Regions from separate parts of the Homo sapiens genome. Here region 1 is linked to region 2. A link is a loop called in an ENCODE intact Hi-C map of the cell type or tissue named here. Cell type or tissue: dorsolateral prefrontal cortex. All regions are shown on one strand. Links, peaks and the distances in the headings refer to the core of each region. The heading gives the core; the rest is flanking DNA.

The links. Hi-C counts contacts between places; a loop is a spot of excess contacts. Peaks named below come from ENCODE experiments on the same cell type or tissue, not always from the same donor. Only the 100,000 strongest peaks of a DNase experiment are listed, where the experiment ranks them.
Region 1: it touches region 2 in a loop (1.8-fold over the local background); 18 of 110 quality-filtered maps call a loop at or near these places.

The regions. Positions count from the first base shown.
Region 1 is chr2:47,255,368-47,271,107 of GRCh38, forward strand. The region is part of intron 3 of EPCAM-DT (EPCAM divergent transcript); the gene reads right to left. LOC107985882 (a long non-coding RNA gene) reads right to left here and starts at 10,091. Exons shown (of 3, transcript XR_001739451.1): 1 at 9,766-10,091; 2 at 9,347-9,625. RefSeq lists an enhancer at 2,643-2,782. In dorsolateral prefrontal cortex, for the core only: a CTCF peak has its summit at 9,030; DNase peaks (open chromatin) are centred at 9,024 and 9,874; H3K27ac peaks cover 1,943 bases.
Region 2 is chr2:47,040,645-47,045,644 of GRCh38, forward strand. The region is part of intron 15 of TTC7A (tetratricopeptide repeat domain 7A); the gene reads left to right. Among named protein-coding and RNA genes, the nearest start is that of TTC7A, 100 kb to the left of the region's middle. In dorsolateral prefrontal cortex, for the core only: a CTCF peak has its summit at 2,708; DNase peaks (open chromatin) are centred at 656 and 2,808; H3K27ac peaks cover 5,000 bases.

The DNA of each region.
Region 1 (15,740 bases), core at 5,933-10,932, 220 kb after region 2:
AAATATAATAATGGGCCAGGTGCAGTGGCTCACACCTGTAATCCCAGCACTTTGGGAGGCTGAGGCAGGTTGATCATGAGGTCAGGAGTTCAGGACTAGCCTGACCGGCATGGTGAAACCCCATCTCTACTAAAAATACAAAAATTAGCCGGGCGTAATGGTGCATGCCTGTAATCCCAGCTACTCAGGAGGCTGAGTGAGGAGAATCACTTGAACCTGGGAGGGAGAGGTTGCCTCCAGCCTGGGAGACAGAGCGAGACTCCATCTCAAAAAATATATATATATTATAAAATATACGATATATTTTATATATATAATATATCGTATATTATATAATATGTAATATATCGTATATTATATTATATGTAATATATCGTATATTATATTATATGTAATATATCGTATATTATATTATATGTAATATATCATATATTATATTATATGTAATATATCGTATATTATGTTATATGTAATATATCGTATATTATATAATATATATGATATATCGTATATTATATAATATATGATATATTGTATATTATATAATATATTGTATATTATATGCATGATATATAATATATCATATATTATACATGGGATATTATATATATGGGATATATATGGGATAATATATATGGGATATATTATATAATATATCGTATATTATATATGACATATAATATATCATATATATGACATATAATGTATCATATATTATATATGACATATAATGTATCATATATATTATATGATATATATGACATGGTATGATATGGTATATTTTATATATATATATAATAATGTATGTGTCATGCTTGGTACACTGCCTCAAACAGAATCTCAATATTATTATTATTATTTATATTAACCGTTTGCTTCCCCAGGATTAGGAGTCAGACAAGGAAGAAGAGGAAATGATAGGAAACTGGGAGGTGAGTATCAGAATTAAGGGTGAGTTAGTGAGAGGATGAGGCCACATAGGGATGCCCGGTGCTCAGGGCCCAGGAGAACATACTCAGGGTCATCATACATTGTGCACAAAGATGCCTGGCCGAGGGAGTACGTGGGGGTCAAAATCCCACCTAACTCCTACTCTCCAAACAAGTTTTGCTTCTGCTGGCATCATCCTGCACAGGGCCAGGCAGGCAATAGGTGAGGCATACTGCGGGTCACTAGGTCCTAGGGGATCAGAGCAGGTCAGCCTCCAGGATAGGCAGAAGTGGATCAAGGAAGCCCTGCAGCTTAAGGAGTCTAGCAGAAGCAACAGGCATTCCAGGGGTGAGGCTCAGCTGCAGACTTTGTGTGGGAGGGGCAGGGCAGAATTCAATTTGTTCCTAGAGCTTTGAGGGGCTGGTAGGAAACCAAGGCAAGCATTCAGGCGAGGGGCTACCCCAAACAAGGCAGTCTGTAGGTACAAAGCAAAAGGCCCTGATAACAAAACAAACTGCAAGGTCAGGCTGGTCCAGGCACAAAGCTGACTCCAGCCTGGGTCACAGAGAGATGAGGGATCAGAGCCTCAACTCGCTGGTGGTAACAAAATAGGCAGCTGTTGGTGCTGGAGGGGGCAGGCTGTGGGGGCAGGGAGCTGTGCCGATCGATGCAAACTTTCTTCCTAATCCTTTGGCAGTTTATTGGGCACCTCAATCTGTGAAGCTGTGTGGTAGGATTCGCTTCTTTAGGAGGGACGGCCTCCAGAATGGAATGGTATTAGGAACAAGGAGATATTCCTCTGCCCAGAAATATTCATGCATCTCTGTGCTCCTCCTACTACTAAGTAATTTCTTTGAATAAAGTCTAAGGCCACAAGCTCAGATGCTGCAGGAGCCAGGCAGTGGCACAAATGGAAGAAAGAGGCCAGATAATGACAGGGAACAATTGGGAGAGGCAGGAACTGCAGCAAACCGAGAAGTATTAATAAATGTTTCCTCGGGCGGGGTGCAGTGGCTCATGCCTGTAATACCAGCACTTTGGGAGGCCAAGGTGGGTGGATCATGAGGTCAGGAGTTCGAGACCAGCCTGGCCAACACGGTGAAACCCCATCTCTACTAAAAATACAAAAATTAGCTGGGCCTGGTAGCGTGCGCCTGTAATCCCAACTACTCGGGAGGCTGAAGCGGAGAATCGCTTGAACCTGGGAGGCAGAGGTTGCAGTGAGCTGAGATTGCGCCATTGCATTCTAGCCTGGGTGACAGAGTGAGACTCCATCTTAAAAAATAATAATAATAATAAAATAAATGCCTCCTTTATGGAGGGCAGCAGCTGCTGAGCTCCTCCAATTCATACCCAGTGAGAATGTGAGACAAGCCCTTTTGGTTCTTCCATTTTCCAAAAGAAGCCAGAAATCTACATTTTAATTAAAATCTGGTTTTTTTAAATCCCATCAATTATATTTTCACAAAACTCTGTTGACGTTCTCCAGGATTCCCTGGAGATGCAGCCCCCTCTGAGAGAGGTCGTGGGGGTGGGTGGGAGAAGTGCTCCAATGAACTCCTTGCTAGTGCCTGACATTCTCCTTGTTTCTTGTTCCAGAGGCTTTGGGCATCTGAAGAAGATGGGAAGGAGGGGAGAGGCCACTGAAAGGAGAGGTGTGATGCTGGGGGGAATCCCTCTGACCTCATTGTTTTATCCCCCAGGAAGGCCCTGTGCCTGGCCCACCAGCCACAGTCTGTAGACACAGGTCCTGGCAGATGAAATGACATCTCTGAGGCCACACCAACCCCATGGCTTTCTTCTGTGTCCTGTGAGCTGGTCCCAGCAGGCTGGCCCATGGCTTCCCTCAGTGAAACACCCTGTCCTGTCCCCTCCCTTCCCAAGCAGCTCTTCTGGCCACTGTCACTCTGCGGTGGTTTTTATAAGGCTCATCTTACTGTGTGGGTTTTATTAGCAAGTGATTGCTTCTCACGTCTCAACCATGAATCTTTCAGTTGTGGTTTCATCTTGGGCCTAGCAGACTATGAAGAAGCAATTAATATACCTCTCAGCTGCCCATATCAGGGAGAGCACAATGTTTCAGGGCGAGAGGGGAATTTCTTATGACCCTACCCACCCAGCCTAGGGGTCTAGATAGAAAGTGTCTCTTCAAAATACTAAGCAAACCATAAGCATTATTATCCAGCTGAGAAACCTGAGGTTCAGAGGGACTTAAGTCACTTGCTGGAGATGGTGAAAGTGGTAAAGGAGGCAGGACTTACACCCAGGGCTTTGACATTGTTTTACTGTACTTTATTTTATTTATTTATTTATTTTTTGAGATGGAGTTTCACTCTTGTTGCCCAGGCTGGAGTGCAATGGCACGATCTTGGCTCACCGCAACCTCCGCCTCCCGGGTTCAAGCGATTCTCCTGCCTCAGCCTCCCAAGTAGCTGGGATTACAGGCATGTGCCACCATGCCCAGCTAATTTTGTATTTTTACTAGAGATGGGGTTTCTCTATGTTGGTCAGGCTGGTCTCGAACTCCCGACCCCAGGTGATCCGCCCACCTCAGCCTCCCAAAGTGCTGAGATTACAGGCGTGAGCCACCACGCCCAGCCTGTTTTATTGTACTTTAAAGTCACTGCTTTATAGTTCACAGATTGTGTCTTCCAGAGGTCCTTCCTTCACCCCCACCTGACGAGGTCATCTAATTAGAAAGAAGGGTTTGTGGACAGACTGCAGGCTCTGTGCTAGGAGCTCTGGCGAAACCACAAAAAGGGCAAGAACCAAGCCTGTCAGTCTGGCTGGTGAGGGGAGATACACTGCAACATCACAGATGAGAACAAGAGAGGGTTCATTGTTCCTTCCTTCATTCCACAGGCATTGGGCTCCCATTGTGAGGTCTGCACACAACCATGTCTCAGGTGTGGGTCCTGCCCTCAAGATGCCTATAACTCACCTCGGGGGGAAAGACTTGGACTCTGCCATATTAGAGCTGCAAGAGTCTCTTTGGATCATCTAATTATGAATAATCTGGGGTTTTCTTTTTTCTTTTTCTTTTTTTTGAGACAAGGTCTTGTTCTGCAGACTGAAATTCAGGGGCACGATCACTGCTCACTACAGCTTTGACCCCACAGCCTCAAGCAATCCTCCAACTCAGCCTCCTGAGTAGCTAGGATGACAGGCTCTTGCCACCATGCTCAGCTAATTTTTAATTTTTCTGTAGAGATGGGGTCTCTCTGTGTTGCCCAGGCTGGCCTTGAACTCCTGTGCTCAAGCAATCCTCCTGCTTTGGCTTCCCAAAGTGCTGGGATAATAGGTGGGTATGAGCCACCAGGCCCAGAAATCTGGGGCTTTCAATCACTTTCTTCCTTTCTCTCCTCTCCTTCTTCTTTCAGTAGCATTTAGAAGCCGAGTCCATTTGCCACTCAGAGTGGGATCTCTAGTGGAAAGGAATAGGGGAAACCTAAAGCTCCTATTGACTTGGCTCCCTTCCCCACCACTCTCTACCCATCAAAACAACCTCTGAAGAACCTTCCTGAAAAAAACCGGTTTGAAAAATTATGGATCTGGTCCAATCCCTGAAAATCCCCAAAATTTGGAAATGGAGAATCCGGTAGGCCAAATTATTACTCACCCAAGTTCACACAACCTGCACCTCCTAATTGCAGGCAGGGCTCTTTCCTTAACTACTCTGTCAAAAAGTAGTGTAAACATTAAGTCAAAAAAGGGGGAAGTAAGTGATAGGGAAGTCAGAGAGGCAGACGGAGTTCAGTGTGGACTGCCATGGTCAGAGAGACAAGAAAGGTGAGTGTGGGTCCTGCCAGGTGGTTGATGGGGCAGAGGTGGCCATGCAGGAAGGGGGCATGAGTCAAGCAGGTGTTAAATTCCAGAAGCTGGTAGAAAAGCAGCATAAAGTCAAAGGACAACTGGGATGCAGGTAGGATCAGGTTTGATGTGGAGTGGAGGCTGGGGTGCAGGCATGGGCTGGTGGTAGAGTTGGAGGATTATCTTCCCTCCCAGTTCACCCAGTTAAATCTGCTGATGGTTCAACTTTGGCAGCACCACAGAAGGCTGGAAGCCCAGGCAGGCAGGCAGGCAGGCAGGCAGGCAGGCAGGAGCATGGGCAAGTGTATGTGCTGTATGAAGTAAGCCATGGGACAGCAGCTGGGTTGCATTAAAAGTGAATCAAGGCCGGGCGCGATGGCTCATGCCTGTCCTAGCACTTTGGGAGGCTGAGGTGGGCAGATCACTTGAGCTCAGGAGTTGGAGACCAGCCTGGCCAACATGGTGAAACCCTGTCTCTACTAAAAATACAAAAATTAGCTGGGTGTCATGGCTCATTCTTGTAATCTCAGCTACTTGGGAGGCTGAGGCAGGAGAATTGCTTGAACCCGGGAGGCGGAAGTTGTAGTGAGCTGAGATCTCACTACTGCACTCTCCAGCCTGTGCGACAGAGCGAGACTGTGTCTCAAAAACAAAAAAGAATCAAGATGATGGTTGAATAAAAACAAGAATGGAGCACTGGGGAAAAGGCACTCTGAAGGCAACAGGAGCTGATGGCCGGGACAAAACAAGGCTCCGCAGACAGGAGGCCCCAGATGCAAGTCCTTGGCTTCTAATGTCTATTCAAACGAGACAGGAAAGGTAGGGCTGGCTTTGGAGAACGGCGCTTCCTGAGGGCTTCTGCGAACCTGCATTTTCTTACCCATAAAATAGATACAATTTTAATCCCATCTCCATCTCAGGGCTGCTGTAAGGAGTAAATGAAACACCGTTGAGAATGACTGAAGGGCTTTACTAAGGGATTGCCTTCAGAGGTGACAAAATTTGTGACTCAGCTCTGGAGTAAAACAAGGGGGTATGGAGACTGGACAGCACCTCCCCTGCCCGAGGGCATTCAGACTTAGAGATCCTCAGCACTGATGCTGGCCAGATGAAAGGCACCTGCCTGGCAGCTTTGTCCCCAGCCTGCACTACCTGAACTAAGGTTTTGGCAGATAACTGCTAAAGGTACGATCCTCCCAGTGGGATGTATATTCTAAAGGAGGCCTCAAGAACTGCCTTGTCCATTATAACTGCCACTAGCCATATATGGCAATTTTCATTTAAAATTGGATTCATGGCCAGGCACAGTGGCTCACACCTGTAATACCAGCACTTTGGGAGGCTGAGGCGGGCGAATCATTTGAGGTCAGGAGTTTGAGACCAGCCTGACCAACACAGATGAAACCTCGTCTCTACTAAAAATACAAAAAGCTTAGCCGGGTGTGGTGATGCATCCATGTAATCCCAGCTACTCGGGAGGCTGAGGCAGGAGAATCGCTTGAACCTGGGAGGTGGAAGTTGCAGTGAGCCGAAATCGCGCCACTGCACTCCAGCCTGGGTGACAGAGCGAAACTCCATTTCAAAAATAAAATAAAATAAGGCTGGGCGCAGTGGCTCACACATGTAATCCCAGCACTTTGGGAGGCCGAGGCAGGTGGATCACCTGAGGTTGGGAGTTCAAGACCAGCTTGAACATGGAGAAACCCTGCCTCTACTAAAAATACAAAATTAGCCACGTGTGGTGGCGCATGCCTGTAATCCCAGCTACTCGGGAGGCTAAGGCAGGAGAATCACTTGAACCTGGGAGGTGGAGGTGGCAGTGAGCCGAGATCGCGCCACTGGACTCCAGCCTGGGCGACAGGAGTGAAACTCTGTCTCAAAAATAAATAAATAAAAAAAATTGGATGCATTAAAATTTGAAGTTTAGTTCTTCAATTACACCAGCCAAATTTCAAGTGCTCTCTAGCCACATGCAGCTAGTGGCTGCTGAACTGGACGGTATAGATATGGAACATTTTCATCACCACAGAAAATTATATGGGTCAGCGCTGCTCTCAAACTACAATGGTGGAATGATAGGTATTGGGGTGGTGAGTTTCTTCCCTGAGACTTCTCAAATCAAGCTAAGTATTATTGGCTTCTTTCTCTGCCTCGGTACAAGATTAGCTCCAGATTACCTGTTACTGCCTTCAACCCCCAGCCTTTGAAAACTCCCTTCCTCCTAAGAGTACATGCACCCTGCTCATTTTGTAGTAGCTTAGGACTGAAAGTCTAATGGGAGAGGGCAAAGGGCTCTCCAGAGGTCACCCTATCTTCCACTATACTAGTGACTGAGAGCAGAAATTTCTGAACCCTAAGAAAGGTGACAAGCATGACAGAGCTGAGGGGAGAAATTCTAAGGCAGTTAGGACTGCATGTCATTCCTCAAACAGCTTGGTGGAGGTGGCCGCCTGCTTCTATCAGCAGGGTAGTATAGCAAAGCAATTAAGAGCACAAGCCGGCCAAGTGCAGTGGCTCAGGCCTGTAATCCCAGCCCTTTGGGAGGCCAAGGTAGGTGGATCGTTTGAGGCCAGCAGTTCAAGACCTGCCTGGGTGACATGGTGAAACTCCATCTCTACAAAAAATATTTAAAAATTAGCCAGACATGGTGGTGTGTGCCTGCAGTCCCAGCTACTCGGGAGGCTGAGGTGGAAGGATCACCTGAGTCCAGGAGGTCGAAACTGCAGTGAGCCATGATTACGTCACTGCACTCCAACCTTGGTAACAGAGGGAGACCCTGCCTCAGGAAAAAAAAAAAAAGAAAAAGAAAACAAAAAAGAGCACATGCTTCCTGGGTTTGAATCTCAGCTCCTCCACGTACTAGCTATGTGACCTTTTCTTTACATAATCTCTCTGAGCCTCCATGTTTTCACAGGTAAAATGAGAATGGCAGTTACTTCAGGGGGCATTGAAAGAATTAAATGAGTTAATAAATGGAAGGCACATAGAATCATATCTGGCATGCACTAAGTGTTGGCTAGGAGTAGTAGCAGTGGCAGCATTTGATTCTTGTATCATGGCCTTGGTGGAGGTGGTGAATAAGTCAAGTTCACCACAGGCACCAGCCTTGCTGCACGCACAGTGCACTTCCCTCCTGCCCCCAAAACCCCTGAGAATTCTCCATCATAATGCTTGTTGAGCACTTAATTGTTCTTCCAATTTTAACGGTCCCTGCTGGACCACATCACCGAGGTCTTGCCCCACCTTTGCCCAGCCATGTTGCCTCCTTGGTCTTTCCTGCAAGCTACAGCACCCCTGTGTACTACCCGGGCCAAGCAGTGGACTGTCCACCATGCCCAAGAGTCCTTTCAGGGAAGCAGCACAGGCCTGCCATCATGCAAAGTGGATAAGGATTAGCCCTGAAGGTCCACCTGACTGAAGACCACTGCATCCAGACACTGGCACCCTAGAGGGAGGGCTTCCGGAGCCAGAGGCAAACTGAGTCCATCAGATTCCTTCCTCCAGAATTTGAATAAAGGAAGGCCTAAAGAACGGACAGCTGGTTAGCCATGGAGGCTTAAGTCCAGAGTTGAGGGAACCAGGGACGTCTATGATGGTCAAATCAGAGCTGAAGCCGGGCCGGGTGCGGTGGCTCACACCTGCAATCCCAGCACTTTGGGAGGCTGAGGTGGGCAGATCGCTTGAGGCCAGGAGTTCAAGACCAGCCTGGCCAACGTGGCAAAAAACCTCGTCTCTACTAACAACACGAAAATTAGCCAGGCCTCGTAGTGCACACCTGTAGTATCAACTACTCAGGAGGCTGAGGCATGAGAATTGCTTGAGCCCAGGAGGTGGAGGTTGCAGTGAGCAGAGATCACGCCACTGCACTCCAGCCTGGGTGACAGAGCAAGATCCTGTCTCAAAACAAAAAACAAAGCACACACACACACACACACACACACACACACACACACACACACACACACAAAACAACCAAAAAATCAGAGCTGAAGGGAAAAGGCAACAAAGACTATGTGTGCAGTGAAAGGAACAGCACCCAGCCGATGGCCAGCAGACTGTGGGCTGAGAAATGAAGATCTCCACTGGGTAAAGTAAAGCTTTCACTCTTTGCTCCTAGGCACTTGCAGGGAAATGCTGCTGCTTTGTCTTCACTGAAAGTACGGGAAGGACTTTGAGGAAGCGTAAGTACAAAGTCTCCATGGTGCCCTTGTCATGTGCTAGAGCCTCTCATGAAAAAAGGCATCCATCCTTAAAAATCACATCAGTGCAGACACGGCACAGCGCCCCCTCGCCACTCAGCAGCTCCTTTCTGATGGGCACATGGGTGTTGGGGCCAGAGCCGGTCAGGTGCTCCCTCTTGCTCCAGAGGTCTTCCTCTGTCAAAGGGAATAGGCTGCTAGATAAAGAGGTCACTCTTCAATCAAGGGCCTGCCGATGTGTTTTTGATGAACTTATGAACAGAGCAGCTCTCACCCAAACACATTCTTTGGCTGAAAATAGGGGAGTGAACCCGGCATTAATGCTAACTCCTTGAGCCACTCTCTGCCTTTCCGGGCCTCAGGTAACTTGTCTGCAGAAAGCGGGGAGAGAATGTGGAGTAGATTACCTCTCGGCTCCTTGCATTTTCCTTGTTGATCCCAGGGGCTTCTGCCATAGCAAGGGTCTGGGCGGGGGACCCCCAGCTGGGGTGTGGAGGTAAGTCCAGTAAACAGGTAGAAGCAGCCAGGAGCAGAAAGCACCCTGACTGATGGGGCCCAGTGGGAGCGCGCAGGGCTGGCACCAGTGGCTCTGCTGTGCTCTGGACGGTTATTTCAGACACCCTGCTAACACGGAAAGCTGGGCGAGGCTGAGATGGCCTGGCACATTGAATTTACCTCTGTGAAAACTGAAAAAGGAAGATTTTTAAAAAAGATTATAAAAAAGACACTTCCTAGTAAGCCAGCCACCTCCTCTGCTTGTGAAAGGAGCCTGGCCCTGTTTTGGGGGGTGGTACTGAAAGGAGTGGGGGAGAAGTTGAGGCCCTACCTGGGCCCTGAGGCTCTGGGAACGCAGAGGCCATTTTCATCCAGCCTTCAGAAGTTTCCTTTTGTGGCATGACGGTGTTAAAAATATTCCTCCCTGAAGGTGCAACCGCGGCAGAGCAGATGTCCCTGACTGAGCACTTGGGAAGGAGCTATTAAAAGGAATGTAATTAGGTTGTCATCCTGGGGCCTCCGAGCCAGGCTTCCGAACGCCGTCTTTGTTGAAAGTTTTCCAGACGTCAAATATTTGCAGAACCAGGTTTACCAAAAAGGTTGTTAATTCCCAGTAGAAATGGGCTGTGTGCAGCAGAGGCAAAACAATGCTGCAGGTCAAGGTTGGCCTTTTCTGGGTCCTTTCCCCCATGTGGGTTCCATCCTAGCTCCCCAGTTCCCTCTCCCCTCCTCCTCCACACTGCCCCCTCCCCCTAATCACACTTTGCTCTTAGGGAAGCCTCTATGAGTCATTTACCCCTTAGCACTATGAATGTAAGCCCCTGAGCCCCTCTGGCACCCCCAGGAGTGTGGGATTCAGGCCTGAGCTCTGTACACTTTGGGGAACAAAAGGCTTCATCTCCTTTTATAAAATGGTTGTCATGCACTGGAGTGGAGGTGGAGGAGGGCCTTCCCAGTGACCCTGAAATTGCACTACAGGCAGCCACCTACTCCACTATGCAGAGATTGAGCCTGCCCTGATCCCAAGCTGTCTTCTACCTTGGAGGCATATCTGTTGTAATCCCTTCCCTCCCTTCTGCCTGTCATATCCTGCAGGCTCATCCATCCATCCATCTCATCTGTCATTCATTATTTATGCATCAACATTTATTGAGAGTCTGTGGCAAGAACGTGCTGAGTGGTAGAAAGAGAGCGGGAAGCATAAACAGACATAATCCCTGTCATGGATGGAGACAGCATAGACGCAGAAAGACATTCATCAGATAATTGCAGAAACAAATGTAAAATAATAGCCATGACAAAAGCAACAAAGGAGAAGGAAGTGGATGGTGCCTGGAGCATGCGTCAGAGAGGAGACCAGCCTGTCAGGAGAGTTAAGGAAGGCTTCCCAGGTGCAGTGGTGACTGAGCCGAGGTGTGTGTGTGTGTGTGTGTGTGTGTGTGTGTGTGTGTGTGTGTTTTGTGTTTATTAAGAATATATGCTCAGTGGTTGGTTCCTCCAACTGGAACAGTGTGCAAAAGCCGTGGCTGATCCTGAGAGGGAATGCCACAATTTTCATGAGATCCTTCTACTGGACTTTAGGAAACATCAAGGATTGTGGTTACCAAAAAAATACACAAACAAAAGGTAGGAGAGTAGGCCTGGTGCAGTGGCTCACACCTGTAATCTCAGCACTTTGGGAGGCCGAGGTGGATGGATCTCTTGAGCCCAGGAGTTCAAGACCAGCCTGGGCAACATGATGAAACCCTGTCTCTACGAAAAAAATATTTAAAAAGTTAGCCAGGCAACGTGGCACATACCTGTAGTCCCAGCTACTTGGGTGGCTGAGGTGGGAGAATCACCTGAGCCCAGGAGGTCGAGGCTACAGTAAGCCATGATCATATCACTGTATTCCAGCCTAGGCGACACAGTGAGACCCTGTCTCAAAACAAAAAACAACAAAGTAGGGGGAAAGAAGAAAAATGTCTATACTGCTGGAAGGCTTTGTCCTGGTGCTCAGCCCTCGGGGCTCACCTGTGTAGATGGGGTCTGAGGATGGGAGGGACTAACACCTCTAGCAGGAATTTTCTCTGGAAGAGTCAGATCCCCCAGGAGAATGTGGGGCTGACCAGAATGTGTGTCAAAGGAGAGAGTTCCTGGAGGACTCACAGGTAACTTTTTACCTAGGGGTTTAAAATATTCCCCATTTTGCAGCTAGAGAAGCTGAGGTTCAGATACGTTAAGTAACTTCCAGGTTCCTTCCAAGCATCATGCAGGTAGTATTTGACAAGATTTAAATTTGAAAGTTCTTCCGATCCCATTTCCCTGGCTCTTCCCACCTGTTACATACTGCAGCAGTAAAGTTGCGATAATGTGTGCTGATGTTATTTTGCATTAAATGAGATAGTCCTGTTGAAAGCTGCAGCCCCGGGTATGCAGTTAATGCTCTACAGATGTCATCTATTATTATTATTATTATTATTATTATGCCCTACTCATTAGTTCATATATTTTATGACCACGTTGTAAGCACCTTAAGGGCAGGGGTCATTCCTCTCCACAAGGCTGGGCATAGAGTAGCTGCCTGACATAACCAGTTACTAAATAGCATTATTTTACAATACTCATAAAATAGAAGCAGAATTGCTCCCTTTAAGGCAGGGCTTTGTACTTTGTGGAGAAAGCAAGTCTGGCTGTGACTTCAATGGGAAGCTCTCCAGTGGCTTGGAACCCTGGTGGTCAACAAGAATGACACACCAGGGAAAAGAGCAGTAACCACACAACAGAACTCCCAGGGTCCAGGCCCTGACCACTGACGCCAGGCGACCATTGTAACAGCCCTGCCCACAGGGCCTGCAATCTAATAGGCTCAGCCTAGCCGAGGTGGGTGCAGCCTAGGAGAGAATCTGGACCCATCTCCTGGCTCCACAGCCTGCAGCTCGGGCCTAGGTGGTGCAGGAGGTGACTTGAATCAGAAACAGCCTCCAGGGTTACTGGATCACTTTTCTCACCTGCCCCACCTGGAAACAATGCAGGAAAGGGGACTTAGGAGGCTTTCAGTCTCTGGCTTTGCCCTTTACTAGTGCTGAGCCTCAGTTCCTTCATCCACAAAATGGGATAATAGTTCCTTTTCCATGGGATAGTAGCAATTAAATAAAATATAACATGGAAAATACGTAACACTGGTACCTAACTCATTGTAAGCGTTCTTAGAAGAAAATCAGTTGTCTCTAGGTCGCAATCCGCCTGAAGGTGGGGATTATATCTGATTCATGCCTGAATAAATGAATTCATGCCTAAATACCTGGACTCCTTCTGCTAATGCTTCATCTCTTCTGCTAAGCCTTGCCTGTTTTAGGCCTTGCTAGAAAATATCTAGAAGGGTTAACACCATGTTTTTTCCCCTCCTTCCAGGAGGGCCTGGGGACAACATGATAGCCTGAGTACCTGGAGAGAGAAAGGGGGTCACTTTCATAATGAAGACAAATTCGTGGTGTCACCAGCTCCTCCCTGGCATGCATGCAACCCTTATTTTGGACCTTCTCATTGCCCCAGGATGCTTGAACCCACTGGGGGCTATGAGGATTTGAGAGAGGCCAAGTTTCCCTTAGGGGTGGAGTGATGTATTCCCATTAGAATAAAGGAGTGAATGATTTAAAGGAGGGGTTAGAATTTGGACATTAAGGATAGAATTTGTGGCGCGGGCACGGTGGCTCACGCCTGTAATCCCAGCACTTTGGGAGGCAGAGGCGGGCGGATCAAGAGGCCAGAGTTTGAGACCAGCCTGGCCAACATAGTAAAACCCCATCTCCAATAAGAATACAAAAATTAGCAGGGCATGATGGTGCCTGTAAGCCCAGCTACTCAGGAGGCTGAGGCAGGAGAATTGCTTGAACCTGGGAGGCGGAGGTTGCACTGAGCTGAGATCGCGCCACTGCACTCCAGCCTGGGCGACAGAGCAAGACTCCATCTCAGAAAAAAATAAAAATAAAAAAAAGAATTTGCAGGAGTTCTAGAACAGTATGGGCAACATAGTAAGACACTGTCTCTACAAAATAAATAAATAAAAAATAAATAAATAAATAAATAAATAAATAAATAAATAAATAAATAATCTGGGCATGGTAGCACATAGCTGTAGTCCCAGCTACTTGGGAAACTGAGACAGGAGAATCCCTTGAACCCAGGAGGTCAAGGCTGCAATGAGGTATGATGGCACCACTGCACTGTAGACTGTGTGAAGCAAAACCCTGTCTCTAAGAAAAAAAAAAATGCAGGGCACGGTGGCTCACAGCTGTAATCCTAGCACTTTGGAGGCCAGGGCAGGCAGATGGCTTGAGTCCAAGAGTTTGAGACCAGCCTGGGCAACATGGCAAAACCCTCTCTCTATTTATATTTTTATAAAATAATAAATAAATAAATAAATAAATAAGTAAAGTTTGGAAGTCAATTGGAGTTAGGATTTGGTAATTAGTTATCATTTAATTTCTGAGTGAGAGCCAAAGAGCTGCCAGTGGCTAGATATGATGAAGGCCATCACTTTGGTCTGAAATTTAAAGTGTTCTGTTCCAGAGGCCTGCCTCCTTCACTATGTGGAGCCAGAGATTCCTCCCCTCTGACTGATTCCTGCTGAGAGAGCAGGTTGAGTATCTACCACATACCAGGTGTAAAGTCTGGCATACAGGGTCCAAAGGTGTCAAGAACATAGCCCTCTACAACGAAACTGGGGAGGCCAGGCCTAAGCCTAGGCCTGACATAGCCCAGTGACTATGGGGGAAATCATAAATCTCCTAGCCTTAGCTTTCCTGGCTGGTATATGACCCAATGCCTCATGGGGCTGTTTGAAAAGCCCCAAATGATCACGGAAGGAAAGAACTTTAAAGGGAACCTGCTCTTTGGCAGAGCAAACTGTTCCAAAGGGAACTACAGGCAGGGTTTGGCACCCTGCCCTCAGAGAAGGCTGGTATCCATCCTCCTTTCCTCCATGAAACTCCAAGCTTTCTTGCCCTTGCCACGCCCACCCCATCTTTCCCAAGACCATTTCCAGCAGGGACTCATGCCTCTTAACAGGAACTGACAAAGAAGTGACACACCCCTAAAGCTTTCCGGGCTTCTGGTGTCCCCCACCACCCCCACCACACACACTCCAGCCAGCCCTGGGCTGCAGTGTGACCAATCTCATGAGTCACTTGGATAAAGTGAGGACTCAACAAATATTTATCAAATGAATGAATGAATGAATGAGGCAACGGGTGAGTGAGTGTCTCCATGAATGGGCAGCCACTCCCTCTGAGAATGAGACTGCTTCTTCATTCAGGATGCTGAGTGCTCCCACAGGAAGTCACTCCAGATTTTTCTGATGAGTGCTCCATGGGGGAGACACATTCCCTGTTTTTTCTCAAGCCCCATGTGTTTTATTTTCTCCAGAACTCCATTGTGGGGGCTGTGTCCTACACTCCTTTGGGACCTTATGTACTAGACTTTATACCTGGTATGTAGTCGGTGCTCAATAAATGTATGATGAATGGAAGGGGGAAAGAAAAAGATTAGTAAGACTTGGACCCTACCTTCCAAATTATTACAATTTAGCTAGAGAGAAAAGGCAGGTACAAAAGTACCATAGGACAAAGCCCAGTAGGATAATTGGTACCAAAAAAAAAGGGGTCAAGGAGTGAATGCCACATTCAGAGCTGGGAAAACTCATTATGGGCTGAAAAAGTCAGGAAATGCTTCCTGAAGGGACTGAATGGGATTCTCTTCCTGAAGCCTGGCCTTGAAGGAAGAGAAAGATTTGGAGGCAAGTCAAGGGAGGTGTTCTTGATAGGGAAAAAGGGGATGGGCAGCTCGCCAGAGGAAGGCCGGTTGAAATTATGTTACTTTGAGTCGATTTAGTGGAGCAATGGAAGAGTCCAGCACGTATTGTAAGATAGTGTCAGGGAGGAAATATAATTTTCCCTGTACCCTTCTGAGTCCTTAGCTGGGACCCCTGTAACAGAAGACAGATTAACAAGGAGAAACAAACAGGGCTGGGTGCGGTGGCTCACGCCTGTAATCCCAGCACTTTGGGAGGCCAAGGTGGGTGGATCACCTGAGGTCAGGAGTTTGAGATCAGCCTGGCCAACATGGTGAAACCCCATCTCTACTAAAAATACAAAAATTAGCCAGGTGTGGTGGCGGGTGCCTGTAGTCCCAGCTATTCAGGAGGCTGAGGCACGAGAATTGCTTGAACCTGGGAGGCGGAGGTTGCAGTGAGCAGAGATCGTGCCACTGCACTCTAGCCTGGGCAACAAGAGTGCGACTCATTCTCAAAAAAAAAAGAAAAAGAAA
Region 2 (5,000 bases), core at 1-5,000:
CCTAGAAACTTGCTTCTTGGGATCGGGCCGGCCTGCGGCTTCAAAGCAGGAGTCCCTTCCCTGTGTGCTGGAGAGCTGAATGCAGCTGCTACTTAGAGGTCATCACAGTTCAGCCTGGTGGAAGTTCGTGGGACAGGTGACTTTACTCCTGTTGTACAGGTGTGGGACCTGTGACATGCCCAGCTGGGTGACCACAGAGCTTGGACTTTGGCTTGGGTTTCTAATTCCTGGGCCAGTGTGTATTCACTTTGAGTAACGACACAGTGTGAGGCTCGAGGACAGTACTGTGACCATTGCTCTTCTGGAATGGCTCTTGTCGGAGGGCATAAATGTTGAAAGCTGCTGGATTTCGGTATTCAGGCGTTTCGATCACAGAGACTCTCCTCAGTGATACTTTTTGGCCTTGCCCAGTGACTGTCCCCTGGGATGGAGGCCCTCCACCCCCACCCCAGTCAGGAGGAGCCAGAAGATTCCACATCTGGAGCCCACTGTTCCTCCCCAGGTCCTGCTTTCACAGGGAGGAAAACTTTGCTTCTGGACAGTTTGGAATGGAATTGGCCAGCGCTCTGCTTGTCAGCTGTGGGAGTCCGGCCCACACTGCAGCTATGGGGAATCAAGTAACAGGCTCCAGGACTAGGCAGATACTGTGTGCTCAGCACTGTGCCAGACGCTGGGGGAGGGCAGCGGGGCCCTGCCTGCAGGCACTTGCAGACCAGGTGGGGACGCACGATGAGGCACAGGACAAGATAAACGGTGGTTTCACCATCCATAGGCCGGGCTGGCTGCACACTGATTCTAGAATGTCTGACATTAAAAATGCTTGATACGCCAGTCGCGGTGGCTCAAGCCTGTAATCCCAGCACTTTGGGAGGCCAAGGTGGGTGGATCACCTGAGGTCAGGAGTTCAAGAACAGCCTGACCTACATGCAGAAACTCCATCTCTACTAAAATACAAAAAATTAGCCGGGCCTGGTGGCGTATGCCTGTAATCTCAGCTGCTCAGGAGGCTGAGGCAGGAGAATTGCTTGAACCCAGGAGGCAGAGGTTGCGGTGAGCCAAGATTGCGCCATTCCACTCCAGCCTAGGCAACAAGAGCAAAACTCCGTCTCAAAAAAAAAAAAAAAGCTTGATATGAGTTTACTATTAAACTCTTAAGCCTAGGTGGCAAAAAAAGATTATATACATAGTAGGGGAAGGGAAAATGGCTTCCCTCCACCCTTCTAGGGAGGAGGGCTTTGGCTGGGCTACAGATTAAATTGAAATGACAGATTAACGGGAAAAAAAACGTATTTAATTATATACGTATGCACAGAAGTCCCACCAAGTATGAGATTCGAAGAAAGACGGGATGATTGAAGCTTAATAGCATCTGGAGCTACAGAAAGGAAAAGGGGATTGGGGTTCCTGCGGGTGGTAGAGACAAGTTATAGGAGGGTGACAGAGAGGAGATGATGAATAAAGGTCCTTTTGTTATGCAGATAAAAATCTCTCGGGTGATAGAAGTTGTCAGGAACAGCCCTCTTCTTTATAGATACTTTTACTAATGTAGATTTCCCTGAGAGGTGGAAGTTTCTAGGCCAGGCAGTGTGGCTAATGCCTGTAATCCCAATGCTTTGGGAGGTTGAGGCAGGAGGATCATTTGAGCCCAGGAGTTTGAGACCAGCCTAGGCAACATAGTGAGACCCCGTCTAACAAAAAATTAAAAAACTAGCTGGGTGTGGTGGCCCATGCCTGTTAGTCCTAACTACTCAGGAGGCTGAGGCAGGAAGATTGCTTGAGCCCAGGAGATCGAGGCTGCAATGAGCTATGATCACGTCACTGCACTCTGCCTGGGCAGCAGAGCCAGACCTTGTCTCTTTAAAAAAAAAAAGGAAATTTCTTTTATAAAAGGGCAGCTTTTCAGAGCTACTCTGTGTCTGCAGTTTCTCGGAATAACCAACTCAAAATATAAAATATGCCAAAGTATATTTTGGGGTGGCATATTCTGGTCTCAAACAGTCATATTTTAGGGTGGTGTGTCCTGAGCCCCAAGTGTGTGTGTGTGTGTGTGTGTGTGTGTATATATATGTATAAAGTAATTAAGTGCTAATGGAACACAGTGCCAGACATTCAGAGAAGGACAGCGTGGTCACATAGGGACATCTTGGAGGAGGGCTGGAGCCGTGGGATTGAAATAGTTTTTTTAGTCTCAGAATCCTTTATTCAAGTGGTGTTTTAGGCTCAGTTGGTTTATAAGACAGGTAAGCAAGGGGAAGGGGAGCCTAGGCTTGCCTACTCTATCCCCAGCCCCGACTGCCAGCAGCCTCCCCCCAGCTTCCCCCAGGAGTCACAGCGTTCTGGTGAGGCTGTGGCCACAGCTTCGATTCCCCCTGGCTGTGAGGGCCCCAGAATGTCACCCACCAGTCCTGACGGCATGCCAGGGCTCCGCCAGGCTTCCTGAAGAAATGGGCTAAGCATTGATAGGTGGGTGAGGAGAAGCAGCTACCCGTTGCAGTGGACAGGATGGAGAGGGGGCCTGTGCTCCTTAGTCAGAAGAGCAGCTGAGTTGCTCCTTCTGAGGGAGTGGAGTTGTTTGCTGATCCCTGTTGGAAGTGGGAGAAAGTTCTGCAGTGAACTAGAGGCAAGCCAGCAGAGGCACAGATAACCACATCCTGACATCAGGAAGGCTGTCTTAGAGGGGGTTGTGCACAGCCCCCATGGGGATACAGAAAGCCAGAGGGCGACATCTGGTTAGGAGCTGGCTGAATGTCAGAGGGGAAAGGGTGATCTCAGCAGAGGCTACAGCAGAAGCACAGCACGGATGAGTCCCGGAGCCTGTTCCGAGGCTCAGGGAGCTGCTAATACCCATGTGATCAGTGTACCAGCGCCCAAGGTCATGGGGAGGATGGCAGGAAGGGAGGGTAGAGCCAGAGTGGGAAAGCTGTGAAGGCCATACAGAGGCACAGAAGGTGAGGACCACAGGTCAGGGTTCTTTGTGGAAGAAAATCCCTCTGGCAGCGCTCACCTGCCAGCCCAAGGAAATCTCAGGAGCAAATCTGGATCCTCCCAGGATCCTGGAGTGAAAGATCAGACCAGAGTGACTGGTGGAGCACTTGCCCCAGCCCAGAAAGGATGTGGTCGGGTTGAGAAAATCCGCTCTGGGCCACTCATGCTAATGGAATGTCAGCAGCTGCAAAGGTACAGCCTGCCTTTGGTAGAACTTACTGTGATGCCAGCTCAGTTTTCATCCACTTCTTTGCCAGGCACATGGTGTGGTCGGGTCTGCCCTAGACCCATTCCGGCCCTCAAAGATGAAGAAAATGAGAAGGGGGCTCTGGCAGAGAGAAGTGTGATGCCTGCAGAGGGCCCGGGGAATGCAGCAGGGCTGGCCTGCCCAGGGAGCTGTCCCCAGGGAGCTGTCCCCAGGAACCAGCCCAGCCCAGGGGACTTGGCTGACTGAGGGAGGGGCTTTCCCACCTCACTGACACCTGCTGCTTCAACCAGCTGCCCCACCCTCCACACCGGAGCCTCTTCTCTCTCCCTGACTCCCAGCCAAGTCCCACTCCACCCTGCTTTTCACCAAACACCAGCTCCAGCAAGACCCCTTTCCTGTTTCTTCCCCTGTACTGAGTCTGATCCAAAAATTCAGCCCTTGATTCTCTGGGCAGTGTGTCATTTATAGCGCTCTAATTGTTGTCTCGAAGGCAGCCATTGTGTTTTCTTCTTCATATTCCCGAAAGCACAGGCCCCTGATACTTATGGAGTGTTGGATCCTTTGCAAACCTGCGGAAGGAGAGTACAGTGGCAAGACCAGTTGTCCCCAGCAGTTGCCCACTGGGGTCATTCCTACTCAGGGCTGTGTCCTGCCAGCTGTGCACTCAGGTCCGTGCAGTCCATGCTAGGGGGATCCCGGTTTCTGCCCTTGGGACCTGATAGGCAAGCCAGGTGGTCGTTAGTTCTATGTTCCAAGATGGGTGCAGGGCATCCTAAGAATTGAGAGAGGTGGGATTTAAAGCCAGGCTTGGGATGGATGAAAATGAAGAGGAGAGTTGGTATCTGGGGGGCAACCCGTGTGCAGGGTCAGGAAAGGCATTTTGGGGATGCAGTGAGGAAGAAAAATACTTGTCCAGAAATCCCCTCTTCTGAAAATCCTGGGGCAAATTCCACCCTCTTCATTCTCTACCAAGTTGCAATCTAAGAGACAAAGTATGGAAAGATGGGCAGAGAGTAAGGACATCAGAGGGCTTCATGAAGCTGGGAGCCCAGGTCTTAGGGCAGAGGCCCAGCTGAGAGAGAAGATCAGAGGGGCAACTGCCAGGGGCAGGCCTGGCCTCACCGGGTGGCACCTGCAGCCTTCGCAGTCTGGGTAGGGACCCTCCGATGGAGCAGGCCTGTGTGCTACCCTCAGGTGGGCTGGTAGAACCTCCGGGCAGTGATCAAGTGCAGGCCCTGACAGTACCGTGGTCTTGCTCATCAGTGATACTGAGAAGAAAGGGCCTCACTACTCACCACTGGTGAGAACCGGGAGGTGCTGCCGTCTGGCCCTCGGTGGTTCAAACTCTTCGCAGGCTGCCCAGGCAGCTGGTTGGGTGAAAATATGACTGGACTTCCATACTGGTTGCTGTATAGCCACTGCCTGGACCCCTCCAGAACCCCCAGACCTCCCCAGCATCTGAAGGGCCAACACCAGTCACAGCAGGGCCTCCAGGGCTCCACCCCAGCTCTTGATGAGCAAGTGTCATGACTGGCCTGTGAGAAGCATTCTGGCTGTGCCTGCTGTGTCCAGGGTAGAGGGAGGGAGCCAGCCATCCCCGCTGAGGTCCTGCCTCCAGGTGGGACCAGCTCTTCTTCTCAACCATTCTAAGGGCCACTCCCCACACTGGTCTTACCTCAGAGGACTTTAGGTTTTCAGGTCGAAAGAAATTCTGAAGTTGCTTGCTCTCATTGCACGGTAACTGTCCCTAAATGGTGATTGAAAAGGATTTCACGTCACTTTAATCCTATGGATTATATAAGGGGAG